3 separate regions of the Mus musculus genome follow, and all the other regions are linked to region 2. The links are chromatin loops, found by intact Hi-C in ENCODE. Cell type or tissue: left cerebral cortex. All regions are shown on one strand.

Region 1 (5,000 bases), 68 kb after region 2:
TATGGGGTATTGCCTATGATTGGTTGACAGAGGAGGACAAGAATAGAGGACAAGACTAGAGTCTGATTTATTTAAGGTTCTGCATGTTATAGACCTTACCCAGAAGTAGACACTTGCAACATTATGGGCAAAGGAGGTGAAGGTACGTGTGTCTCATGCAAATGCTCACCAAAAGGCGACTTCAGCAGAAGAGGAGTTCAATGAGCAAATAGATTGTACAATTTGTTCTAGACAGCCTCTTTCCCTATCCATTCCTGCCATTGCCCAATGGGCCCATGAACAAAGTGACCATGGTTGCAGAGAAGGGGGGTGATGCACTAACTAGACAACATGGACTTCCACTCACCAAGGCTGATCTGGCCACAACTGCTGCTGAGTTCCAGATCTGCCCACAGCAGAGACCTCACTGAGCCTCCCATGTGGCACCATGCCAGTAACCTGGTGGCAGGTTGACTACATTGGACCACTTCCTCCATGGAAAGGACAATGTTTTGTTCTTACTGGAGAAGAAACTTACTCTGGTCATAGATTTTCCTTTCCTGCATGCAATGCTTCTGCCAAAACCACCATCCATGAATTTACAGGATGCATTATTTAGCATCATGGTATTCCACACAGTATTGCTTCTGACCAAGGAACTCAATTCACAGACAGAGAAGTGCAACAGTGGGCCCACGATCATGGAATCCACTGGTCTTACCATGTTCCCCACCATCCTGAAGCAGCTGGTCTGATAGAAAGATGGAATGGCCTTTTGAAGACACAGTTACAGCACCAATTAGGTGGCAGGGGCATGGAGGGCTGGGACAGAGTTCTTCGGAAGGCAGTATATGCTTTGAATCAGTGTCTGATATATGATACTGTTTCTCCCAGAGCCAGGATCCACAGGTCCAGGAATCAAGGGGTAGAAAAGGGAAGAGTTCTACTGCTGTAGTTACCACTACAATCCAGATATGGCGAGAATATGTGTGAGAGATAGTCTGCTTGGTTTGAAGACAGTGAGTCCACTTCGAGTCCTGACCTTTGAGGTAGGAAGACATATCTCTGATTCAGACCTTGTGGTAGGAAGACACACCTTTAGTCTATATGGCTGGTTTCTTCTCCTTGGTTTTGTTGTTGTTGTTGTTGTTGTTGTTTTTATTGCCCATTTCTGACTATTTCCCAGAATTCTCTTTATCCCTGCAGGACACCTCCTATTTCCTGCCTCTGCTTATTGGCCATAAGCTTTTTTTATTGACAGGTGATGCTTATAAGAGATTCTCTCTATGTATCACTTTTAAATAGCCTAGCACAAAGTTTCAGGGCTTGGAGAAAATATAGCCAGGCTTTCTGCTGTAATGTAACATGAAAGGGCTCTAATTCAATTCCCAATAGAACCCTTGTTCCTATGAGGAGCCACAGGCACCCTTCAGCCATTTTAGTTTTCTGAGCTGCCATCAGAATTAAAATAAAAGGGATAATAAGTTAAGAGCAAGTCAAAGAACAAGCGGAAGCTTATCCTGGGCACTTATTGACAAATAATTAGTCTCAGGGTTGTTATTTCTGGGAATTAAGTGGACAGGAAGAAAACTTGACTATTTTACAGCGATAGAGTAATTAATGTGGCAGGGACCATTTCAAGACACCCCAGCATTCAGGAAGCAGCATGAATGTCACTGGCTACTTTTAATGAAGTTACAGTCACTATAGAAGTCAGAAGCAAAGCAGGAAGATTTGAAAACATTGCAGTTTGGGCAGAAAAGCCCTCGTTGGGCTGAGACTAAGGACCACATGAAGAGATGACCAATGTTTAAAAGGAAACCAAGTGCCAGGCAGGTGCCTTGCTTTAATCCTCGCCCTCTTTGGGAGGCAAAGACAGACAGATCTCCGTAAGTTTGAGGGCAGCTTGATCTACAGAAATTTCAGGCCAAACAGAGCCATGTAGTGAAACTCTGTCTCAAAAAGCAAACAAACAAAAAATGAAAGAAATAAAAAGAAGTCAAGAACCATGAGCTAGAACAATAGGAAAGATGTCTTGAAGACATCTCAGGAATCATCAGACTCCAGGGAGTAAGGGATAAAGGTGTCAGCTAAGACTTCTCTTAAGAAGAGACCACTGCTGGGGCCCTGTGCTCCCAGGAATTCACCTCTCCAGGCTCAGCCGTACAGCTGAAAGACAAGGGTGTCTGGCTACAGCTCCTCCTAGCGGTAGAACTTGGTATTGTCCATGGGTGTTGACGGCACTCAGGATGTAAGAATTGAAAGATGATGGAGCTTCCACTCAGATTTGGGAGGAAAACCTGGGGTGCCAGGCCTTGTATATAGAAGGAGCAGATTCTCGGGGAGCAGCCATGAGAAGGTCATTGGTGAAAGTGTAAGAGTGGAACCAGAGATTCCCTGCCAAACCCAGAAAGGTAGAAATGCCAGGATCGGGGCTGCAGGCAGTGAGCAGAGCTAGCTCGAGAGAGTGGCCACATGGATTACAACCAGCAAGGCCACAGAAAGGATGCTGTACGTCCAAATGTCAGAAATGGAGTTACAGGGTTTTAAATGTTCTGTGTGGGTTTTTGGTCTTGCTTAGTCAGGTCCCTCCAAATCCCTGTTCTCTTTTGAAACGAGAATGTTTGCTCTGTGTTGTATTTTGGAAGTGTGTGGCTCTGTTTTGATTCTACAGGGACCAGCAGCTAAGAGTTTGCCTTGCATCTCAGAGGACACTTTGAATTTGGACTTTTTGAACAATGTTAACAGACTGGTACTGCTGGAAACGGACAGAATGCATCTTGCTGGGGGTGGGGAAGACAGATGAACGCAGGTGTCAAGTTGCCAATTAATAGACTTGTGCTTTTAATTTTAATTGTCAACTTGATGGGATTGATAGATGCATAGATTACTAAAGGACTCTTCTGGACTGGTCTGAGAGGGTGTTCCCAGAGACAACTAAATAAAGGATGAAGGCTTTCCCTGAACGTAGGTTATACCATAGAATAGACCAAGGCCCTGGAGAAATGGAAGAAAGCTTGCCAGCAAAGCCAGCTCTCTGCTTCCAGGCTGCTCTGCTGTGCCTTGCCCTTCCTGGCACAGTGGACTGACATCGGAAACTGGGAGCTAAAATAAGTCCTTGTCCCCTTTAGATGCTTCACTCCTGTATTTTGAAGCAGAGTTAGAGGGACGTCGGTAGGTTAGGAAAATGTAAGTTGGTTCCCTGAGATGAGTGTTTCCTGCTCGAAGAAAACATGGGGAGGAGAAATGCCATGAAGACATGGGGGCTTGTATCCAAACAAGACAAACAGGGCAAAGAAGAAGAAACCAGGGCCTATAAAATACCCGAAGCCAGCAGCCATGTAATGGACTTCTGGACTTGGCTTCTCCCATTCCGAATGCTCAAAGCTGTTACTTTTCTTCTTTCTCTCTGCTAGTGGGATAATGACTGAACAGTGACAGGAGGAGAGCGCTTTACAGGCAGGGACTCCCTGAGGTGTCTCCTCACACTGCCGCAGCTACTGATGACCTAGCAGATGACTCTGTTAAGCAGCAGGGCCAGGGCAGCTCTGGATGTAGACACTTGGGAAATAAAGCTTCAGATTCTCTTACTGGCAACAGCTCCGACCTAAGTGCTGCTGGAGACGGGTGGTGAGGAGGGACCCAATGACTGTCAGCTACAGCTCCTGGACCAGTCATGGTCAGGAGCCTGCCACCTTGTTCACTAACTCTTCTGTTACTCTCTAAGAAAACTGTCATAACTACCAATTGAACGGAAACATTGTTTCTGCCCAGGTCTCTAGCTCCCTCCTTCTGGGAAGTGGGGATAAGACGTTAAGATTATATTTTAAAAACAAAAACAAAAGCCTTTCTGAGACAGGGCCTCTCTTAAGTAACCCTGGCTGTTCTGGAACTTGCTGTGTAGATCAGGCTAGCCTCACACTCACAGAGATCCTGCCTCTCTGAACTAAGGTGTATCACCGTGCCCAGTGAGAATGTCTTTTAGTTTTTAACAGAACACATTTAAACTGAAAATTGTAGAAAGGGTCAAGGATTGACTGTGTCAAACAATTTTGCATTTTGCTTTAGAATCTTGTGTTCTTTGAGGGAGGGGGTGCTCATTGCAGTTTGCAGGCTACAAGAATCTTTTTTGCAAGGCAGGGTCTCAGATATCCCAGGACGGCCTGGAACTTGTCATGTAGCCCACAGATGACCCTGAATTTCTTATCCCCCAGATTGTACCTCCTGAGTGCTGGCATTAAAGGCACAACTGGCCCAGCCCAGCTCTCCAGTTACATCATGCCAGGTTTATTAGTGCTGGAGATGAAACCTAAGACATCATGGATGCTAGCTAACCACACTAGCAACTGAGCCCACATCCACACCCCCCCTCAATATCTTTTGACTCATTTTCTAAGAGAATGCCTGGTCCTGGTCTCTCTACCACACTTATCAGAGCCTCCCTCCTCCCTCTGTTTTGTTTGGTTGGTTTTGTAGCCACAACTTCACAAGTTGAAGTCTTCAGAATGACAGTCTTCACACTCCATGTGTGAAGCTAACTTTTCTGTCACCTTTCTCTCTCCCTCTCTCTTCTCTTCTCTTCTCTTCTCTTCTCTTCTCTTCTCTTCTCCCTCTCCCTCTCCCTCTCCCTCTCCCTCTCCCTCTCCCTCTCCCTCTCCCTCTCCCTCTCCCTCTCCCTCTCCCTCTCCCTCTCCCTTTCTGGGTTTTTTGAGACAGGGTTTCTCCGTGTAGCCCTGGATGTCCTGGAACTCACTCTGTGGAAGAGCAGGCTGGTCTCGAACTCAGAAATCCACCTGCCTCTTCCTTCCAAGTGCTGGGATTAAAGGCGTGTGCCACCATGCCTGGCTCAGCTTTCCTTTTTTTTTTTTTTTTTTTAATTAAAATCATTATGTAGTAATGAACTCACAAAGAAAAATATCACACTGCTAAATTAAAATAGCCATTCAAATAAACACTTGCCCAACCCCAAACTCTATGAACCAGGTATAAATTCCATCTCGTGGAGTGAACCTTAAATCCAA
Region 2 (5,000 bases):
TGTAGGTGCCTATGGCTGACCTCTCCCCTACAAGATGGGAAAGGACACGCAAATCCAATCTCTTCCCTGGGCAGGGGTAGGGGGCAACACTATGAACACTAAACAGGGTCTTTCTCCGCGAGACATAGGAGGAGACAGGCAGGCAACTGTGTTTTGTTGGTCCTCCCAGAAAGAAGAAATTGGGGGATAGAGGGAAGACAAGGTTTAGGGTTGCTTTTCAGGGCTTCGGTACCACCACCATGGTTCTACACTAGCAAACAGCACACTGGAATCCAGGAGACTTGCAGGCTGCCTTCCTCAGGGCGAGAAGAGAGCTCTCCCAGGCTGGTCCCCATCCTAGCTCCTTATCCTCAGAGCTACGCAGCTTTCTTTTTCTACTTAGTTAGGTCTCCCTCTCCCTCTCTGCTCGCTCTCTTCTTTCTCTCCTCTCTCTCTCTCTTTTCACTTAGGCGGCTTTCTCTACTTAGATCTCACTTTCTTCTCTTCCCCTAACTCTCTCCTTTCTCCTTTCTCTTCTCTTTCCACTTAGACGGAACACACACACACACACACACAGGAGTCCCCACTCCATCTCCTCCTTTCCTCTCTTCAGGTTTCAGCCCAGCGGTCTCGGGCTCCAGAGCCCAGGGCAGGTCACTCACCTGCCTCGGGGCTCGGAGCTCGGAGCTCAGAGCGGCGTGTTGTACCGACGGGTCCTGCTGGCCGACAGAGCTGGCTGCGCGGGCAGGAAGGGGGTGGGCCTCCGCCCGCGCCCAGGCAGGAAGTCCGCGCGGGGAGGCTGGAGCCCGGCCGGGTGGGGTCAGCCCTCCGCACGCCTGTCTGCGAAGTGGACGGGGAGAGCCGCCCAACCTGACAGCCCCGGCTCCCGGCGTCGCGGTCCACCCGACGCCCCTCTTTCCTGCCCGGCGGCGCCCCCTGGCGGCCTTCAGGGGAGGGGCACCCTGCCTGCGCGGTCAGATCTTTGGGACCTTTGCAAGAGTTGAAGCAGGATTCTGCTACATAAAGAAAGCAGATCTTGCTCATCAGCTTGCTCCGAAGAACTCAGCGACCTACCACAGTCAGGTCTCAGAACAAAGACAACTTGGGCCTGGGGGAGTGTGGCTTATGCTGCAGGCCCTAGGTTGAATTCTAAACAGCAGGGACACCTTTATTTAAGAGTGATTGACATATAATAAAAATAAGCCCACTTGGCTTGATGAATAATGTTCCAAAACTTTATCGTGGCAAAACATACACAATATAAAACACATCCTTTCAACAAATGTTAAGTATACAGTTCGGTGGCATAAAGTATTTCACATATACGAAACCTTTGCTACTGTCAATTTCCAGAGCTTTCTCCTCATCCCAAACTGAAACTCAGTCTGCATCCCCTGGCCCTGGTAGCCATCGTGAAGTTAGGCTATATGTACCTCAGCTCCGGCCTCCGACCTTCCACATCTAGCTTATTCTACTTAGCATGCTGTTTCATTGGCTTAGACAAATGTGTTCATCCCAATAAAAGTGTGGTTTAAAATGTCCCTCTCTGGGGATGGAGAGATGGCTCAGGGAGGGGTCGAGGGGGTGTAACGCGCTTGCCACCAAGCCTGATGACCTGAGGTTGAACCCAGGGACCCACATGGTAGAAGGTGAGAATCAAATCCCAAAACTTGTCATCTATGCCCACAACAGTGCCATAGCATGGTACATATTCCCTCCCCTGCAACAGAAGTCAATCTAATGTTTTAAAGTCCATCTCCCCCAGTGTACCTACTCTAGGCTACAGTAAGGACGCAGATTCCGTCCTCACCCCTAGCCCAAACCCCACGAAAGTTTTGATTTGCTTTCTGTAGTTTATATTTCTAGAATATCCGTGTAAATGTCATCATAGAGTATGTACTCACGTATGTCCATCTTCTTCCCCTCACCATAAAGTTTCTGGGCCGTTGGGTGTTCTCTACTACAGCAGGTGACAGCACTGGGCTATTCAAGAACAGGATTGCTGTGTCCTGACAATTCCTGATTCTTGGATATTGTGGTTCCAAGCTGTTTGTGTATAATACTTACTAATATTGTGTATAATACTGATATATAATAATTACTAATATTATTATTATTATAATCCAGGTGAGAGACAGGCAATGCTGTTTAACAGTTGTTCTGATGATAAACTGGGCAGAGCTCAGGTGCAGTGGATGGCAACAGTGTTTCAGAGAAGGAAATACGAAGTTGGACTGCGGTACCATAAAATGTCCAGCAGAGGGCAGTAAAAACCAACGCAAGGTCAGGCGGCATAAGACCCATCATTTTTGAAGCCTTGGAAATTACCTGATCTTTCTCATTTAAATGACCAATGAGGGCAACTGAGGTGCAGAAAGAAAGTGAGACATATGTGTGGCTCCACTTGTGCTCAGATGTTCTGCTCCATGTTCTTTTTTTTTTCTGGGATTGCATTCTGCCCTACGGCCCACATCCCATTCCTGCTAAGAAAGTTTAACACTTGAGTCCCAGAAATAGTTTCTTCTACTGTTTTGCTAAACAGTCACATCAGATTGCCTTCTAAATAGCCACATTATTACAATATTAGCGATTCCTCCAGCCTTCATCAGAAAAGCTGCTACCTCTTTCTCCTCTGCCTCCTCCTCCTCCTCTTCCTTTTCCTGTCCCTCAGCTAAAGCAACCTTTATTTAATATCATCCATGAGCCTTTTCCTGTCCCTCAGTTAAAGCAATCTTTATTTAATATCATCCGTGAGGATGAACACTGGCCAGGTCCACACCCAGAATTCCCAGAGAATAGCTCAGGGAAGCTTCATATAGCAGCAGGCATGGGTGAACGCAGAAACATGTAACCAAAGTGCAGAGAATTAGTAATGGTGACGTATCATCCCAACTGGGACAGCTATAGCATCCCCTCCAAGGCTGAGAGACCACTGCAGGGGGAAGGCAGAAAGAGTCCACAGCAAAAAGATGTCTCTGGACACGTGAACTCAGCATTTCCTGGGGTCCTGCTCCTCCTAAGGGGACAGTGGACTGTGGTGTAAACATTGCTAAGCTACCCTTGCTCCACTGAGTAACCTCTCACCCACACGCAGGCAAATAATTAACTAAATGCAGTGGGCCATGAACAGGAAGACATGTCAGTCGAGAGGGACTGCTTCCTTCAGGAAGAAGAGTGCTGATAGGAGAGGGAGGGAGGGAGGGAGATGAAGGAGGGAAATAGGGAGGGAAACGTGACTAAAATTCGTCATGTAAGTGAATATATGTGTAATGTATTCATAATAAAATAATTATATAAAATTCATTACATACTATATAATTCATTATATACAAGTCATTATATATGTGTATGTGTATATATGCATGTACATACATACATGGGCGGGTTGAACACCTGCACCTCTCCCCACCCCCATCTGTTACTCCAGACCTCTCGGTCCTCTATCTGGCAGGATGGATGCTAAGGACTGTGACACCTGGAGCTGTCCTCTGACCTCCCCATGTGCACTCACACTGACAGTAGCATGCGTTCATTCATGTACACACACACACACCAATGACAACCCCTTGCACAGAGTAGTTTACGGCATGTAATGCGTGTGGTGATGGTGGGTATTAAAGACAGGGGTATCAGAGCCAAATCTTGCAAGAACCTCTTAGGTCACAGTAAAGCTACTGGCTTTTGCTCTGTGTGGGATGAAAAGCCATTGGAATAGCTTGCCCAGAGGCAGGGCGGGATCCCATACAAGGACTATGGCTGTGTTGGCAGACTGTAGGGAGAAGAGGAACCTGGAGGCAGGGGACGAAGCTGCTGTTCTGACCCAAGGGGCTCAGGGAAGTGGCCGAGGAGCCAGTGAAAGCCTGGTTCCCACCCTCAGTGGGAATGGTCTTACAAGAAGCCCTAGAGGCGTCTCCCTAGCAGGAAGGTTGCTCAGAGCATCGCAGCTCCCAGAGGAGGCTCCCTGACCAAGCACAGAGAGGATGCTATGTGTGGAGACCAGACCTTCTCGCTCCTCTCACTCAGCTCAGCTCCCAGGGATGAGCATCAACCTTCCTAGCACACAGCTCTGTGTTTCCAGAGGCCCAGAGAGGTGACAGCAAACACAAGAACAGAGAGAGGACCTGGGATATCCAGCTTGCCCAGTAGGCACTGGCCAGCCTGGCCTTACACGGAGCAGGGAGTGGGACTCAGGAAAGATGTGGGAGGATGTATGCGGCTGGCTCACTCTCTTTTCCAGCCCATTCCTCATAAACATCTGGCTACAACTGAGGGTGGGCAGATTAAGCTTGGCCCTTGCAGATACATGCCACTAATTCCCCTCCTGCTCCTGAGGTTCATACACCAGGACCCCCAAATGTCCACTTTTCAGTCTACACCCCGCCCCTTCATGCACACTTTAGGCTTCCAGGTTCTTGTGCCCAAGATGGTCACTGTTCTGCGTGTGCTCACAGGGTCCAGCCCCTCCTGTCCCCGCTCTGCTTCTGCCTCCTGCCAGCTTGCCTGGCACTCAGACCCTCATCTCCAGCCCTCCACTCTTGCTGTAATCACAGCTCAGCCCAGCACACCCCCTGCATGAATAATTGGGGCTGATTTAGGGGCTATCAGGGGAAGGGGGGCTAATGGAGCTTGGGGGCACCCTCATGATGAGGGGAAGGCTGAAAGGCAATTAGCTGGACAGGCAGCCTGGGAGTCACCTAATGTGCCTGTCTGAAGGAGGGGCTGGCTGGTGAGGGGCCATGGAAGGAGGGATGGCCTGCTTCACCTCCACCTATTTCTAGAGATAGAGCTGGACTTGAGGCGAGGTCTGCCACTTCCTTAACAGGAGGCTCAAGGATACACAGGGAGAGAATTTCAGGAAAATTGTGACAAGGTGTCGGGGTAGGAGACCTAAGTGGAGGCACAGTGGGGAGAATAGGAAGCTGAGGAAAAAGTCAGGAGTTCCTGCTGCCCCACACCACACACACACCACACATGCATACATATGACCACACATGTGTGCATGCACATGTGTGTACACACCC
Region 3 (5,000 bases), 89 kb after region 2:
CTGAACAGACAGGGTGATAACAACACAGATGTGAAGAGCTGCACCTAGAGTACGCCAGGCCCAGAGAGCACCTGGCACAAAGGGCTCTCAAGATCCCCAATGGGAGGTGGACCTCAGCCCTGGCCCTGAACCTCAGTGGACACCGGGATATAGCTGGAGCTGATGCTCCCTGCTGAGAATGGCTGGATGTACACATCGGAACAACTACAGTCCCTGTGGGACTCAGAGCCCTGTCTGGCTCCAACCCGAAGTAGGTCAGATTTCAGATAAGCTGGTAGTTTTCCTGTAAGTGATGAAACCCTACAACGTACTTAATGAGAAACAGACGCCTCAACTTACCTCCGCACACAGAACCAGAAACTGAGATGTCTCAGTCTACCGGACCCTAGTCCCACCACAACCTCTTCAAACTGTTCCTCTGGCCATAGGCTTGCCTGTCGAGGCACGCTAAACACTACTAAACCCTACCAGGTATTTCCCACCTGCAGTGGGCCAAAGCCGGTGCCCTGCATAGCTCCTCTGCCTAGAACTGACAGGCTCGGGAGTCTTTATCACGCCATCACGCCATTCCTGAAGAGCAGGTAGGGCTCTCTCAGATCCCTGGCAGCTGACTCATGCACGCTGTACACTTTGTGATACTCCCTACTTGAGCCCTGCCTGAACTGAAAGGAAGACACTGCACTGCATACTGTCCCTGGTGTGCACATAGCACCTTACAGCTCCTAGCCCGTATTCCCTTCCATATTCCTCCCTCAAAACGCAGAGATCTTGACGTCTCCATGGAGAGCTCTCTAGCCTCCAACTTCGATGCCTAGCTTGCAGATTAACCTAGAGCGTGCCATGTGATGAACACAACTTACTCCAAATCAGTCCATGCCCTTGACCTCAGTGTAAATTTGATTCACTCTGGGGACAGGTTTTTTGCCAGAACCTGCTAGGTGTCCCTTTATATCTACTGTTTTTTTTTTCTTTGTGTTTTAAAGGTAGGGTCTTGTAACTCAGGCTGGCCTTGAACTCCTGAATGCTAAAATCACAGGCATACCGCACCACACCCACACTGACAAGTCCATCTTGAGACACCGAGGCCAGCAATACTCTGTACTTGGGATCACACACCTGATACCATCCTGTCCCAGGTAAGACACCAACAGGTCCTGGGTGGTCAGAGGATAACGTGGGCAAAGGGGGAAGCAAAGCACGGAGAAGCCCCTGGGGTGCGTGGCAGGGCCCTCTGCACAAGCTCAACTCTGAGATCCAGACACCTTGTAGGCAGCATCTGTCACACTCAATGTTTTATTTCAACAGACATCCCTGTTTAAAAAAAAAAAAAAAAAAAAATGGTGGGAGAGTTCACCATTTCATCACTCCCTGCTGCAAGGAGCACAACTCCCAACCAAGGCCGTAGATCCTCGGGGCAGCGCTCCAGTCTTTCCAGCCCAGCACAGAAAGGAGCTGCATTTTTTAACTTGTTAAGAAAAATCTATCAAATATGTTCCTTCTCCAGAGCTAAGGGCTGAGTCCTCAGGGTAGAGGTCCTGGACTTAGAGCAGCTGGGGTCCTGGAGGTGATGCTGGGGCTGGGCCTCTGTGCCAACGGAGATCCTGGGCCATCAGTCCCTGGGCCCTAGAATCCATATTTGGCTTGGGTCTGCCGGCGACTGAGCTTGTTTTCTGACCAGGTGTTCTTCAGCTCCAGCTCCCGCTCCTTAGCCTATAACACAAAGGAGGGGTTGGGAGAGTCACAGTGGGCACACTGACTAGGGATCACACCCACAGCCTTTGGACACACTAAGCTCACACTGTACCACTGGACATCCCAGACCCAGATTGTTTTGTTTTGTTTTTTTTAAATAAAACAGATAAAGTTGCTATTGAAAAAGCCTTCTGGGGACTCAGTGAGTAGAGGTGGCAGCCACCAAGCCTGATATAGCTGAGTTCAACCCCTGGGACCTGCATGGTGAACAGAAACAACAACAACAAAAACAGTGAAATTTTCCTGACCGCTATACTCACATTGTGGTACACATCTATGTAAATACAGACACACAAACAATAAATAAAATGTACTAATCAACTTCAATAAAAAGGATGGGGCTCAGATGGTAGAGTTCTTCCAGGAAGCACTCAGTTCTATCCCTAGCACCTTGGAAACCAGAGAGACACATGCCCATAACATGCCATAAATCTCAGCACTCAAGGGGCAGACCCAAGGGAATCAGAAGCTCAAAGTCATCCTAGGCTGGAATGCTTGAAACCCTGCCTCAAAAAACCCCAAAAGAACCCTATAATACACTACCCTCTTACATAACATGATTTCACTAAATACCGGAACTAGACTCCTGTGAACCAGAGGCAGGGGGGAATGATATTAAGAACACAGCCTCCCCCTAGTGGCCACATGGAGAACAAGAGAGTATGCCTACCAAAAGGGTGGTGCCTGGCTCCGGCTGTATTAACTTCCCTCCCATCCCCAAGTTTAATGGAATGCTGTGAGCCCTGAGCATCCTCACCTGATGAATCAGATATGTGATCTGGTGTTTCCTCCGCTGCTGGCCAGTTGGCTGTTCACCTTTCTTCTACAAGAGAAAGTAAAAAGAAAAACAAAAAGCAGTCCTTAATTCACAGATGGAAAGACATAAATCTCTCATATGCCTAGACAGTATAAAGCTGACAAACTAAAGCATTAGACATACAGCCCAAATCTTTAGGGAGAACAAGGGAACTTGGAGCTGCTTTTGTGTCTGTATACTTATAAAGCTAACATTTTATTAGAGCCATTATGAAAAACAAATCTAAAATGAGAATGCTTGCTAGAAGCAGCCCATTAATCCCCAACAGGCTGGCTACTCTTTGAAGTCAGGGCAGGAGTCACTGTCTCTTTGATAACCCCACTCTCCCTCAAGCCCGCCTGTGGACACTAGCTTGTAGTGAGTCTAGGACAGCTTTTATACCACAGGCATGTGATCTGCTGACCTCTCTTCAGACTTTCTATCCATCTGCCTCTTAAACCTTCTTCATTTCTGTCCTCTTCTCTCCAGCCTGGGCAAATGTCTGGTCTGGCTCCTACCTACCACTTACTAAACCCTCATCCATCCATCATCTTTGACCGAATCTGTACTGTCCTATCCTATGACATGTCAACCACTTCCCTGGGACAACAAAGTTCACAAGCTCCTTCTTCCTCGATCTATCTTCCAACCTCCATCAGTAACTACATTCAACTCCAAACCACAGGTTGATGCGAACGATTTACTGTCAAGATCTATACTGGTCTGAGCTTTCACTGTGTGGTTTTTCTGTCCTCTGCCCGAGCTGTCTCGGGCTAGAAGCTTTCTCGCCAGCCCCACCCAACTCTCAGAACTCCTCCCCAGAGTCTCCTCAGCACTTATGTAATCAATTTGCACTGTAATCATTTACACTCAAGTGTCCTTAAATCTCATCCCAACTCTGCTGTCAACTTCTTGGGGAGAGAGGGGACTCTATCCTTTCTTCTCTTAAAAAGCAAGCTCAACAAAATGAAATGGGACAACACCCTGAAGCTGGGAAAAGACCAGATTCTAACACTGCTACTCAATGCATTACAACTGTAATTGTAACGTTACAACTGAAGGTGATACACACGGACGTTCATGCCTCCCACAGTAAGCACACACCAGCAGCTGCCTGTGATGATGCCTCTCAAGCCCAACCTAGCAAAGCCCTTTCTCCTAAGTGGTTTTTCCAGTAAACAATGATAGATCTATGCTGCTCTAACCACAATTCTTTGCTCTATCCTGTATGACCGCCAACATTCAGTTAAAATAAATGATGGGGGTCTGGAAGGCCATCTGTGACCATAGAACAAAGAAAAACCAAATTGGTGGTGGTGGGGTGTCATAAAATCCTCGACCTTGGTGTTGCTGGCATGCAGCTCATATCCAGCTACCCCACCCATGGCAAGCTCATAAGTATCCATACTATTCAGTTGCTAAGTGAAGATACTTTCAGCATACTGACTGAAGAAAATGAGCACAGGGACGGCCCTTAGTGTGGGAAACAAGAACAACCAGAGACAGAGGTTAGCTACAACAAACTATGGAAAAAGTAGCAAAAGAAGAGCAGCATGCTTGGGATCCAGGGCCTAGAACCTCTGAAGATCTGCTGTGCCCACTCCCCAAAGATAGGCTGAGCCAGCTCCCACATTAGTAGCATGGAGACTGGTGTGATTAGAGAGCATCTGTAGATGCTGGCTGGTCAGTGGGAAGAGACATACACAGCAGCTGGGAAACCGACCCAATCATTCATTCTCAACAACCAGAGCACACCAGCATCTGGACAGCTGTTAAATTCTGTAAAGTTCTGAAAGGCAAGCTTTGTTCCCATGAAGCTTGGTGTACACTTCATTCCCATGGGCAACAGTATTTGCTAAATATACAGAGGTATATTTAGAGAACAGTAGGTCAGATGAGGTGCAAGGCCTTCCAAGTAGGCCATCCAAATGGTCTTTCACACTTACTTTGCTGAAGGACTTCATGGTTTTCTCTTCTGTCAGTGACTTGGTCATCCACTGCTGAGCCCCACTGAGTTGGTCATCACCTTTGATCTCCACAAAGTTGATTTCCTCTCTCCCTCGGTTCCTCTTGCCCTGTAGCCGCTTAAACTGAAAAATAAAAGTCATCAAAACAGGAGTGCAGGTGTCTGGGAAGTGGGTGAGGAGAGCCGGAGACACTGCTAAGAACCCGCCTCTAGCCTAGAGTGCCCTTGGTTTCTCTCTGTGAAATAGATGTCTACTGGCTCCCATGGAGCCAGGTGAGGGCTGCTGCTCAGGAGGTCTCCTGGAGTCAGAGCCAGGGTGGCCAAGAGTATTTGTAGAGATCCATAAGTGCAAACCAGAAGACTGTTTGCCTGAAAGGTCTATTCTTCATTTCTGTTTTGGACATAACCATGAAGCCTCAAACTCAAAATCCTCCTGCCTCAGTCTCCCAAGGACTAGGATTACAACTTTCAAAATGAGGGTAGGGG

The links. Peaks named below come from ENCODE experiments on the same cell type or tissue, not always from the same donor. Only the 100,000 strongest peaks of a DNase experiment are listed, where the experiment ranks them.
Region 1: it touches region 2 in a loop (2.3-fold over the local background); 13 of 42 quality-filtered maps call a loop at or near these places.
Region 3: it touches region 2 in a loop (2.3-fold over the local background); 11 of 42 quality-filtered maps call a loop at or near these places.

What each region holds. Positions count from the first base shown.
Region 1 is chr3:87,836,663-87,841,662 of GRCm38, forward strand. No RefSeq gene overlaps it. Among named protein-coding and RNA genes, the nearest start is that of Sh2d2a, 7.6 kb to the right of the region's middle. In left cerebral cortex, a CTCF peak has its summit at 2,191; a DNase peak (open chromatin) is centred at 2,181.
Region 2 is chr3:87,768,237-87,773,236 of GRCm38, forward strand. Pear1 (platelet endothelial aggregation receptor 1) reads right to left here and starts at 717. Exons shown (of 25, transcript NM_152799.2): 1 at 642-717. In left cerebral cortex, CTCF peaks have their summits at 928 (motif pointing left) and 2,235 (motif pointing right); DNase peaks (open chromatin) are centred at 922 and 2,236; H3K4me3 peaks cover 1,045 bases; H3K27ac peaks cover 658 bases.
Region 3 is chr3:87,857,637-87,862,636 of GRCm38, forward strand. It overlaps Prcc (papillary renal cell carcinoma (translocation-associated)), which reads right to left. Exons shown (of 7, transcript NM_033573.2): 5 at 4,495-4,638; 6 at 2,510-2,575; 7 at 1,267-1,710. The coding sequence ends at 1,624. Among named protein-coding and RNA genes, the nearest start is that of Sh2d2a, 13 kb to the left of the region's middle. In left cerebral cortex, a CTCF peak has its summit at 2,389 (motif pointing left); DNase peaks (open chromatin) are centred at 2,373 and 3,343; H3K27ac peaks cover 229 bases.